3 separate regions of the Homo sapiens genome follow, and regions 2 and 3 are each linked to region 1. The links are chromatin contacts, found by Hi-C or POLR2A ChIA-PET in ENCODE. All regions are on one chromosome and are shown on one strand. The core of a region is the stretch at or near the end of the contact, and the rest is flanking DNA. Distances in the headings are between cores, read along the strand shown. Region 1 overlaps RAD51B-AS1 (RAD51B antisense RNA 1). Region 2 overlaps RAD51B (RAD51 paralog B). Region 3 holds the start of RAD51B (RAD51 paralog B).

Region 1 (3,576 bases), core at 316-2,815:
CCAAACATCCATGTCATGGATCCACTGTACTTTGTCTGAAGAAGGGGAGGCCCGACTGGGGTAGACAGAGTCAGCTTTGGGTGATCACTGCCAGTAGACACCCTCTGATTCCAGAGAACAGGAGACACAATTCAGCCTTTGACAGGACATTCAGATAAGTGTTCACTAGTCAATCGGATACCATATTTAAGGCTGGGCGTGGTGGCTCACACGTGTCATCTCAACACATAGGGAGGCTGAGGTGGGTGGATCATTTGAGGTCAGGAGTTCGAGACCAGCCTGGCCAACATGGTGAAACCACGTCTCTACTAAAAATACAAAAATTAGCTGGGCATGGTGGCAGGCACCTGTAGTCCCGGCTACTCGGAAGGCTGAGGCAGAAGAATCGCTTGAACCCAGGAGGCGGAGGTTGCAGTGAGCGGAGATTGTGCCACTGCACTCCAGCCTGGGCAACAGAGTGAGACTCAGTCTCAAAAAAAAAAAAAAAAAAAAAAATCCATATTTAAATGGCCATTCATGTTCTGGACCAGGCATTGGAAAAGAACAGAGTTTGTGTTCGGAGGTTTGTATATGTGCTTGATGTCTCCCAGTCCTAGTGAGTCTTGAATGAGTTAATAATGTAACAGGTCTCCTGCTGAAGCAGACATGCCCAGCGCCTCCCTGATCTTCAAATCAAGATAAACACATACAAGAGCAGGCTGGGAGGGGAGTCCTCTGGCAAAGCAGGAGGACGGCGGCCCCAAGCAAGCCCTGCATGAGGGAAGGTGGGGAAGTAGATTCCAGGCCTCTTGGGAGAGCCCTTCGTTGACCACCTTGTGGAATAGTTGCTCTCTAGCCCCTGTCTCTGCTTTGATTTTCTTCAGAGCACTTATAATTCTTGACATTCTATTTTGTTTTTATTTGTTGATTGCTGTCCTCAGCTTTGTTTCTTGCTACTTCCCCAGTGCCTAGAAAGAGTGCCCGTCACTCTTAACAAACTTTTTTTTTCAGACAGGGTCTTGCTCCATTGCTCAGGCTAGAGTGCAGTGGTGCAATCATAGCTCACTGCAGCCTCAAACTCCCGGCTTCAAGTGATCCTCCCACCTCAGCCTCCAGAGTAGCTGGGACTATAACCATGGCCATCACACCTGGCTAATTTTTTAATTTTGTGTAGAGATGGGCTCTTGCTATGTTGTCCAGGCTGGTCTTGAACTCCTGGCCTCAAGCGATCCTCCCACTTTAGCCTCTCAAATTTCCGGGATTGCAAGCATGAGCCACCTCACTCGGACTTCGTAAACATTTGCTGACTGAATAAATAGTATGAGGAGTTTGTTCCAGCCATCCTGGGCAGGCCTGAAAGATCTCTGAGCTTAGAAACAGCCAGAGGATGAGAACAAGCTGGTAGGAGAGGCAGAGCGAGATGGTGGTCTTTGTATGTGATTCCCCTAGTAATGGGGAGACGGAGAAGAATTTGCAGAAGTGAGGGAATGTGATTGCAGCACAAAGGCAGCAAGATTATTTTGTCAGCAACATTTGGATCCCATTGGTGATGAGAGACATGTGGGCCCGGCAAGGAGACAATTGTGGTAGTCAAGACAGGATGTGAATAAGACATAAAGAAGCGTTTCATCAGTGGGGATGGAAAAGAACCAGGGCTGTGGCGGCCGAGTTCAGGAGTAGGAAGGGTCGGTCAGGCGTTCATGAGGACCTCTTCACATACACACACACACAAACACACACACTTGCACACACAGGCAGCCTGCTGGGACCATTCATTTAGAGGCCCCCACAGCACATTTTAGCACAACTGCAAACCTCACCTTCTGCCTCAGGCTTTGGTCTTTGTCTTCTCTTTGCTTCTTACCATAGCTGGGAACATTGCCCTGTGAAGGGCAGGGCCCAGAAACTTTGGAGGAGGCAGTTTCTTCAGTCACAGCTTTTCTCCTGGCTAGTTTGCAGAGGTAAGAGGCCTCAAAGTCACAATGTCCCTCGGGAGAGAAAGGAGAGAAGGCCAGTGAAGGAAGGCCTGGAAGAGGAGAGAAATCCTTTTTTGAACTGGGTCAAGGAGGGCAACTGTGAGCTGACATCCTAACTCACACATTCACACATGTGTAGGCCACGTGAAGGGTCTGTAATTGAGACTGGGGGACTGGAGGAGGCGAATGAGCTTCTTATTAGGAGTGGGTGGGGACCTTCTTGGGGATCCAGCTGAAACAGAACTTTATTTTTAAAGAGCTTTAGATTGATGTCCCTGCTAGCCTAAATATAACTGAGCAGCCAGCTTCTTGCGAGCCAGGCCAGGCTTCCAAGCAAGCTCCAAGACCCTCTTTTTAAGAGAGGGAAAAAAAGAGAGAGGGAGAGGAATCCACAGATGGAAAAGGTCACACAGTTAGCCCTCTGAATGTGCTGGGAGGAGGGAGATGGATGAGCTGGTTGTGTACACTCTGCAGTCCCCTGGCCTCACCATCAAGGAAGAAAGATCAAGGGTTGCTGGGTGATGGGGGAGGGGAGCTGGCATCCACTTTGTACCTGGGATCTGCCTGGCCCAGTCGGGGACAAGTAAGACCCAGGCTTGTGCTCAGAGAGCTGACGGTCCAGTGGGAGGAAAAGGGTGCCGAGCAAACCTGCGCAGCACTGCAGTGCAGCGCAACTGATCAGTCCCACGTGACGCACAAGCAGAGGGCTGTGAGCTTTCAGAGGGGCCATTCCATGTGGCTGGGGGACCTGAACAGCCCATCTCAGAGAAGGAAGGGTTTCATATGGAGCTGGAGAGAAAACAACAGGAAGCAGAGACAGGAGTGGACAGGATGCACGTCGGGTACTCAAACTCATCAGATTTGACAGAAGTGCAAGAATGTGAGAGCAAGGGGGTTGGTGCTTGGAGCCTGAGATATTGTCCTTCAGTCTGGAGGTAAAGGGGAGGCACTGAAGAGTTGAGGGGGAAGGCAGCAACCCCACGTAGACTGAAGGAAGGCTAACTTGGCAATGAGGTGTAGGGTGGAGCTTCCTTGGGGGAGGGGAGAGCCCAAGAACACAAAGGTCAGCAAGGGGTCTGAGTTAGGTAAGGCGATGCTAGCTGCTGTAACAGACTCCAGAATCTCAGCTGTGTAAAACAATAGAGATTTGTTTCTTGCTCACATAAAGCTAATTTGGTAGAGGGCTGAGGTGTAGGGCTTTGCTTCTGGAGTAATTCAAGAATCCTGAGTGAGGGGGGCTCTGCTGTCTTCAACATGTGGCTCCACGGTCAGCCTGGAATTGACATTCATGTTGCCCAGGAGAATATGGAAGACCTGGCAGGAGGCTTTTATGAGCCAGGCATTCCACCGGCCAGAACTCAAGTCACCTGGCCCCTCCTGCATGCAAGGGTGGCTGATGGGTAGTCCCTGGTGGGCTACACATATCTGGTGGTCACCTCTGCCACAGGACAGGGACAGGGACTGTGATCTGAAGGAATATGTCAGCAATAGGAATGAAAAGGGAGGAAGCAGGCAGAGCGTCTATATTTAGGAATTAGGAGGAAGAGAAGCCAGAGATCCAAAGCAAAATAAGGCAGCTTGAGGGAACAGAGAGAAAAAGACAGCACTGCAGACACTTTGA
Region 2 (3,531 bases), core at 1-2,500, 700 kb before region 1:
TCTTCACATGGCTGTTCCCATCACAGGGACTCCAGCTTCAAGACTTAATCGAACCCTAATTACCTCCCTAAAGGCCCTAGGTCTAAATACCATTACATTGGGGATTAGGGTTTTAATACATTAATTTTGGGAGGACACAAACATTTAGTCCATAGCAGATTGGAAATATTTTAATTCATAAATTAGGTGCTGGGTTCATTAGGTATATATTCTGTAATTATGCCTCATAACATACATTATATATATATAAAAAAATAAAAAGTATATATATAAAACTGTAACATTTGATAGATGCATATATATATATATATATATATATATATATATTTTTTTTTTTTTTTTTTTTTTTTTTTTTTTTTTTTTGAGATGGAATCTCACTCTGTTGCCCAGCCTGGAGTGCAATGGCGTGATCTCAGCTCACTGCAACCTCTGCCTCCCAGGTTCAAGCTATTCTCGTGTCTCAGCCTCCCAAGTAGCTGGGATCACAGGTGCCTGCCACTGCACCTGGCTAATTTTTGTATTTTTAGTAGAGATGGGGTTTCGCCATGTTGGTCAGGTTGGTCTTGAACTCCTGACCTCAGGTGATCCACCACCTGCCTTGGCCTCCCAAAAGTGCTGGGATTACAGGCGTGAGCCACCGCACCCAGCCTTCCCAGTCTGAATTTCTTAAAAGCTTTTGCTTAGGTTAAGTTGTGGGAGAAAAACTGAACTCACCCAGCTAGCCAAACTATCTCTCTGTTGTCTTTCCACTTTATCCATCTATTTTTTACTTTTTTTGGAAACACAATAACAATAGTGTAGAAGTCTTTTCACATTGCCTGACTCTCCTGTTTGTGTCCCATAAGGTTCCATGTACTCTGTCCAGAACTCAGCTTATTATGTCAAAGGATTCTGTCTGGACTGGTCAGTCAGAGATATAAGTTCTCATTACCTCAGTGTGTGTGTTTGTATCTGTATTTAATGATGTTTGTGCTTGGCTTAGGCTGGGGATTTTGAAATCTTTGCAGAGTTTCCCAATTTGTTGGGCAGTTTTAGAAATGATAGTATCAGTAGGAAAAAAAAAACACAGAAAAATACAATTTCTTCTTTCATCTATGTCCCATATTATACAAATGTTCGCTGAAAGCACCAATTTTCTGGGAAAGGTTTTGACTCAGACTTTTTTCACCCTTTACCTCTACTCTCCAATTCATGTTTCCTTCTTACAACGTGGTCATATGCTTGCCCAGGCCTGGCTTATGAACCGTGCAGAATATTTGTGGGGTTTGTTTTTTAAGCCCTAAACTGTGCACATGATGCAGTATTTAATTTGGAATGAGCTCTTAGTTTAGTCACATGTGCTTCTTGTGGTGTTTATCTTGGAATCCACAAGTAGGAGGGAAGTATTTTTGCATTTTATACATCTGGACATTGTTCATGGTCCTTCTGTAACTTGGGAATTCTGTGTGAGGCAAAATCCAAAAAAACAGCATTAAAAATAACACGGAGTTATGATGACATCTGAGTCAAAACCCTTGAGAATACCCTTCTGATCCCAGCAGAGTTTGTTTTTGAGGTGGTGAACTTTTTCAATTGTGTGTGGTTCACTGCTGGCCTGAGGAGAATGCTGGGATTATAAGGTTACCTGACACCCTTGCATGTAGACTAATGGGTTTCCAGACATTCTGAAAGTCTATTGCAGATTTGGCATAGGGGGAAGATTTTGCTTTTTGGCTTAGGGGGAGGATTTTGCTCTAATTTTGCATGGGGTAAAATAGGTAAAGTGAATTCTGCTCACTGTTGCTATGCCTCTGCCACAAGCATTCTAAGAGACCTGTGAGACTGTCCCTATTTCTCTCTTAAACTTGCCTAATTACAGCCAGCTTAGAGCTAAAGTTGACTCTGAGAATGCCTCGGGCTCTGTGTCAGGACTGGGGGTTTAGTAACCTTATCCTTCCCCTGATTTCACATGAGAAGTTGTTTTAAACAGGATTGGACATAGAGATATAGCACAGTACCTCCTCCTTTTGGCTAGGGGTCTGCTAAAGTGGAAAAAGTGGGAAAGGATGTACAGAAACTCCTGCTCTTTGAGTGAGTTTGCATATGGACAGTATTGCTTTTTGGCCCCAGCCTAGTTTTCTTTCATTCCCATGTCTCATCTTTTATGCAGCTGCAGAGAGCAGGCTGGGAAAGCAGAATGAAAGCTTCAAACAGATTTGCACTTGAATAAAAGAAAGAGTGATTTCTCTTGTTCAGAGTACAGACCAGTTTGGGTAGAAAACTGTTTGCTTTTTTACTTTCTGGGTAAGGACTGTTTGCTTTTCTCTCTTTAAATGTAGTAAAGAGAGGAAAAGCTAATAAAGTAGTTGGACCTGCTGGTTATAATTCATAGAGAATTTTCAAGTGTGTTTAATAAAGTCTCTCATATAATTATAACAGAAATAAGTAATTGGAGGGGAAAGGTTAAAATCCTGTAGAGGTTTAAGAATCAGTTAAATATGAGGCAGTGTGCTTGGATGAGACAACTAACTAGGAGCTGCTTCTCTTTGCTGATTTCTCTGAACTTTCCTTTTGAGATTTTTTCCTCTTTACTTTCGTAATGCATTTTGCAACTTTCATTAAAAAAATCCATCAATGTTTAAACTTCTAACAAATAAACATATCCTAGTCCTATTATGGAAATCACAATGTAGCAGAGAATAGCTTGACTTCAGCTAGAGAGAGGTTAATGATAGGAACCCTAAGGATTGATACCAAGATCATGCTTGTTTAGTGTTTTAATGACTCCAGAAGGAAATGGTGAAATCTGCTGATGACACCAAATTGTTTTTGCTGATCCAAACAAGGATTTCTGGGAAGCTTCTTCAGAGTATTTGGAATAGTAGAAGAATTGAGAAATATGGTGGCAGACACACTGAACTTAAAGTGAAGGTTTACGTGAAGTAGCAGGAGTAACGTCAATACGTTGAAGTTACAAAGCCTGCCAAATCTTCCAAAAGGAAGATTACGGAGTCTATAGTTTCATGAAAGGAAGACTTAAGACAAAGAACATTTATACATATAGCAAATGAAAACTATTATGGGAATAGTTGCAATTATAAAGTTCAGTGACTTAAAAATATGATGTCTGAATTTCTTTTTAAATGTCAGCAGTAGTATATCTAAATAGGTGTTGTTTCTCTCGAAATGGTCATAGAAGATTATATACCCATTTTATGCATGCTCCTTTCTTGGTACGTTCTTTTGTCAGTTTTCTGTGGTGGCAGGTCTTTATTTTGCAGGCTGTTTTGAATTTTGAAACAGTCAACTGTCACTTAAAGCCAAGTGTGATAAATAAGATGGGTGGTCAAACTAAGTAATAGATTTAAATATATTAAATATATTAAATGAAATATAAAGTAGTAAAACTTATTTTCTTTTATTGCTTTCAAAAGTGATTCTAAAGGACATTACCAATGAGAAATTGCAAAAATGTTTGTGTACTAATAGTGTTAGATTAAGTTCTTGGTTGATAGATTTCACAAACATCACTTATTTAGATATGTAAGTTAC
Region 3 (3,423 bases), core at 193-2,692, 820 kb before region 1:
CGACTCTATCTTGCTTCTAACCGTTAAGCTGTCCTTGTTCATTCCTGGGCGTAGGCTGAACTAACTTTGGGGAGGAATTCAGTTCATGGTTTGACTCTGAAACAAAATTGATAACAGCCCTTTCCGAAAAGACCCACTTCTTGCCTGGGGACCAGTCTGCCTTTGCAGGACTAACAAATTAGCTACAAGTTTAGAAATTACAGTTTAGAGGTCATGCAGCCTCTGGCTCCAAGAGTCTGAACCTCCCCAAATTGCTCCCGGGGGTGACATCACTATTGCAAGCCCTAAGATCAGTGCTTGAGATATTTTGTAGACCCTGCACTCCATGGATCAGCTGACACCACTCAGACCAGTAATTTGGCGCAACCAGTTTTGCCATCACACCCAGGAACAGAAGACATTAAGAAAACCTCACTTCGACCCCTTATGATTCCATCTCCAACCTGACCAATCAGCACTCCCCACTTCCTAAGCCCCTACCAGCCAAATTATTGGTAAAAACTCCGATCCGCAAATGCTCGGGACAACTGATTTAAGTAACAATAAAACTTCAGTCTTCCGCACAGCTGGCTCTGCGTGAATTACTCTTTCTGCATTGCAATTCCCCTGTCCTGATAAATCGGTTCTGTCTAGGCAGCTGGTAAGGTGAACCCATCGGGCAGTTTCAAAAGTGCTGGGATTACAGGCATGAGCCACCGCGCCCAGCCTATTTTTTGTATTTTTTTGTAGAGGCGGAGGGGTGGGGGAGGGTGTCTCACTATGTTGCCAAGGCTAGTCTCGAACTCCCAGGCTCAAGTGATCCTCCCGCCTCGGTCTCCCAAAGTGCTGAAATTACGGGCGTGAGCCACTGCGTCTGGCCCCTTTAAGCCATTGTGAAAAGTGATGATACACGAAAAAAAAGATTTCCAGGGCCGAGAGCGGTGGATCACGCCTGTAATCCCAGCGCTTTGGGAGGCCGAAGCGGGCGGATCACGAGGTCAGGAAATCGAGACCATCCTGGCTAACACGGTGAAACCCCGTCTCTACTAAAAATACAAAAAAATTAGCCGGGCGTGGTGGTGGGAGCCTGTAGTCCCAGCTACTAGGGAGGTTGAGGCAGGAGAATGGCGTGAACCCAGGAGGCGGAGCTTGCAGTGAGCCGAGATCGCGCCACTGCACTCCAGCCTGGGCGACAGAGCGAGACCCCGTCTCAAAAAAAAAAAAAAAGAAAGAAAAAAGAAAAATTTCCAAACAGGGTGTTCCCTTGTTTCACATTCTCTTTGGTGATGGTCCTGCAACAGATTTTGATAATCACTATATTGAGAAACTGCTTCAGATTCGATCTGTTAGGCTGATCATAGTATTAACTACAATTCCCAGCAAGCCGCGGAGCCAACCTGGGCCTCTGCCGGCCTCTGATTGGATACAGTAGCCAGAATGACGACTCAATCAGTGCTTCGGTTGTTGCTTTGCGGCGTTTTCCGCGGGGAAACTGTGTAAAGGGTGGGGAAACTTGAAAGTTGGATGCTGCAGACCCGGTACTGGAAAGTTTCATGTGGGGTGCCGTTGTGGGGAAGTGGGGTTCGCTCATTATTTCCTGCTCCTTCCCTAGGCTCGTGGGTTTCGATATTGGGGGAGCGGAGATTTTCTCTTGGGTGCTGGTCACGCCCCCTTAAGACTCGGGATCGTCACTAAGAACCCCGCTGTGAATTGGGGGAGCTTCGGGCCTTCTTTTGGTGGGGAATGCTTGGAAGCTGCTCATTGTTGGAAAAAGCTCTTTTTAGGGGATTCTGGGTGATGTTTCCGCCTGTTGCTGCCCATCTTCCTCCCCAGCCCCTTCCCGCTTCGGGCAGCCTGTCATTAGGGGAAGTTGAGGGACTCTCCCACTTCAGGTGGTGTTGGAGAGCGTGGAATCTGGAGTCCGGTCCCTGGATTCGAATGCGAGCTTCACACCAATTGTCAGCTGTTTAACTTTGCCCAAGTTTCTCAACTAGTTACCTCAGTATCCTTATCTGTAAAGTGAGGTAAAATATCCGAAGCCTTTGGAACAGTGTGGCACGTAATAAGGGCTCAATAAATATTAGCTAATATTGTTCCTAAACAGTTGTTGAACATCTAACATGAAGAATTTTCTTTTCTTGGTGGTAAGGAGGACAGGGTTCATTCTCCAGGGTTGACCGTCTCCCCTCATGTGCAATACACATACGTGCTTTCGCGCACACATACACCGCAGGAATTTACGTGCTCCGGTGGGGGCAAACAAACTTGCAAGCCATAATAGTATTTTGATAAGATTATCGAATAGATATGTGCGAAGTTGATGAGAACATTGGAGAGGAAAAGACTTGACTCTGGGGAAGGTTTTGTGGAGGGAAGTCAGGGAGACAGGATGCGTGACCTACCAATACACATACCATGTGGCTGGAGGGCAGATCATGTGAGAGTCATTAAATGATGATTGCTGACCTTAAGTACTATGTGCCACGCACTCCCCGAGTCCTTTAACCTCCACTACAGTCATATGAAGTAGTAAATTCATATGACTGTAAAACAAGGGTTTTAAGGAAATTAAGACACTGAGAGGTGAAGTAACTGCCAGGAAGGATAGGAACTGAACGTTGCAATGTGATGTATGAGTGAGAAGGAAGTGAGGGACCAATTTTTGATGTTTTTCTCTGCGACCCTAAGAAGTTTGGAATTTATCCTGTGGTCTACCAGTCCCATGGGAAGTGTTAAAGGATAATCGTGACTTTTTAGGAAGCTACTCAAGGCAGGATTGTGACACTGATCTGACTTTTGCAGGCGAATTTGGGGCTTCTTCCTGTCTGCTTCCATAGCACTTTTAAATAGCAATTGTAATGCTTACTGCATGGCTGTAGTTATTTGTGTGTACCTCTCTTTTCATCTCAACTATGAGTATTCAAAGGGGAGGGAATATGCTTAAATGATTCTTGTACCCCAGACCTCAGCAGGGTGTGTATTTAAATGCCTGTGGAAGGAGTAAATTAAGGAACAAATGAATGGAGTGGCCAGAAACAATATGCAATAGTCCAGGCAAGTGATGGGAGTGGCCCTATTAAGGCAGAAATGGCAGAATTGGTTGTTGTTAAAGTCCTTGTAGTTTAGAATTTATAGTTTTTTGTTTGTTTGTTTTTTGTTTTTGATAGGGTCTCAGTCTGTTCCCCAGGCTAGAGTGCAGTGGCATGACCACAGCTCACTGCAGGCTCGACCTCCTGGGCTCAGGTGATCCTCTCATCTCAGCCTCCTGGGTAGCTAGGACTACTACAGGTGTGCGGCACAATGCCCAGCTAATTTTTGTATTTTTTTGTGGAGACAGGTTCTCTCTATGTTGCCCAGGCTGGTCTCAAACTCCTGGGCTCAAGCAATTTGCCTGCCTTAGCCTCCCAAAGTGCTGGGATTGTAGGCGTGAGCTACCTTGTGTGG

Evidence for each region. A loop is a pair of places that touch in the nucleus more often than their neighbours do. ChIA-PET counts read pairs that join two places held with the same protein, here RNA polymerase II (POLR2A). Pooled maps may share reads with other maps.
Region 2: a pooled map of posterior vena cava shows a loop between it and region 1 (2.5-fold over the local background). The contact joins two enhancer-like sites. A Hi-C loop is called at or near these places in 1 of 50 pooled maps. POLR2A ChIA-PET finds 5 or more read pairs at or near these places in 2 of 52 experiments (B cell and H1).
Region 3: a map of gastrocnemius medialis shows a loop between it and region 1 (4-fold over the local background). The contact joins the promoter of RAD51B here to the enhancer-like site in region 1. A Hi-C loop is called at or near these places in 1 of 168 maps with a recorded cell type or tissue (gastrocnemius medialis). POLR2A ChIA-PET finds 5 or more read pairs at or near these places in 1 of 52 experiments (WTC11).

Annotation. Positions count from the first base shown.
Region 1 is chr14:68,636,111-68,639,686 of GRCh38, forward strand. RAD51B-AS1 (RAD51B antisense RNA 1) reads right to left here. Exons shown (of 4, transcript XR_007064220.1): 4 at 1-1,967. It also overlaps a transcript of RAD51B not described here. Among named protein-coding and RNA genes, the nearest start is that of RAD51B-AS1, 48 kb to the right of the region's middle. Within about 2 kb of position 1,566, at least 15 of the 41 ENCODE cell types and tissues checked have a DNase peak (open chromatin) inside an H3K27ac peak, as active enhancers do.
Region 2 is chr14:67,939,729-67,943,259 of GRCh38, forward strand. The region is part of intron 7 of RAD51B (RAD51 paralog B); the gene reads left to right. Among named protein-coding and RNA genes, the nearest start is that of RAD51B, 120 kb to the left of the region's middle. Within about 2 kb of position 1,251, at least 12 of the 41 ENCODE cell types and tissues checked have a DNase peak (open chromatin) inside an H3K27ac peak, as active enhancers do.
Region 3 is chr14:67,818,337-67,821,759 of GRCh38, forward strand. RAD51B (RAD51 paralog B) reads left to right here and starts at 1,443. Exons shown (of 11, transcript NM_133510.4): 1 at 1,443-1,517. RefSeq lists enhancers at 1,276-1,570, 1,830-2,591.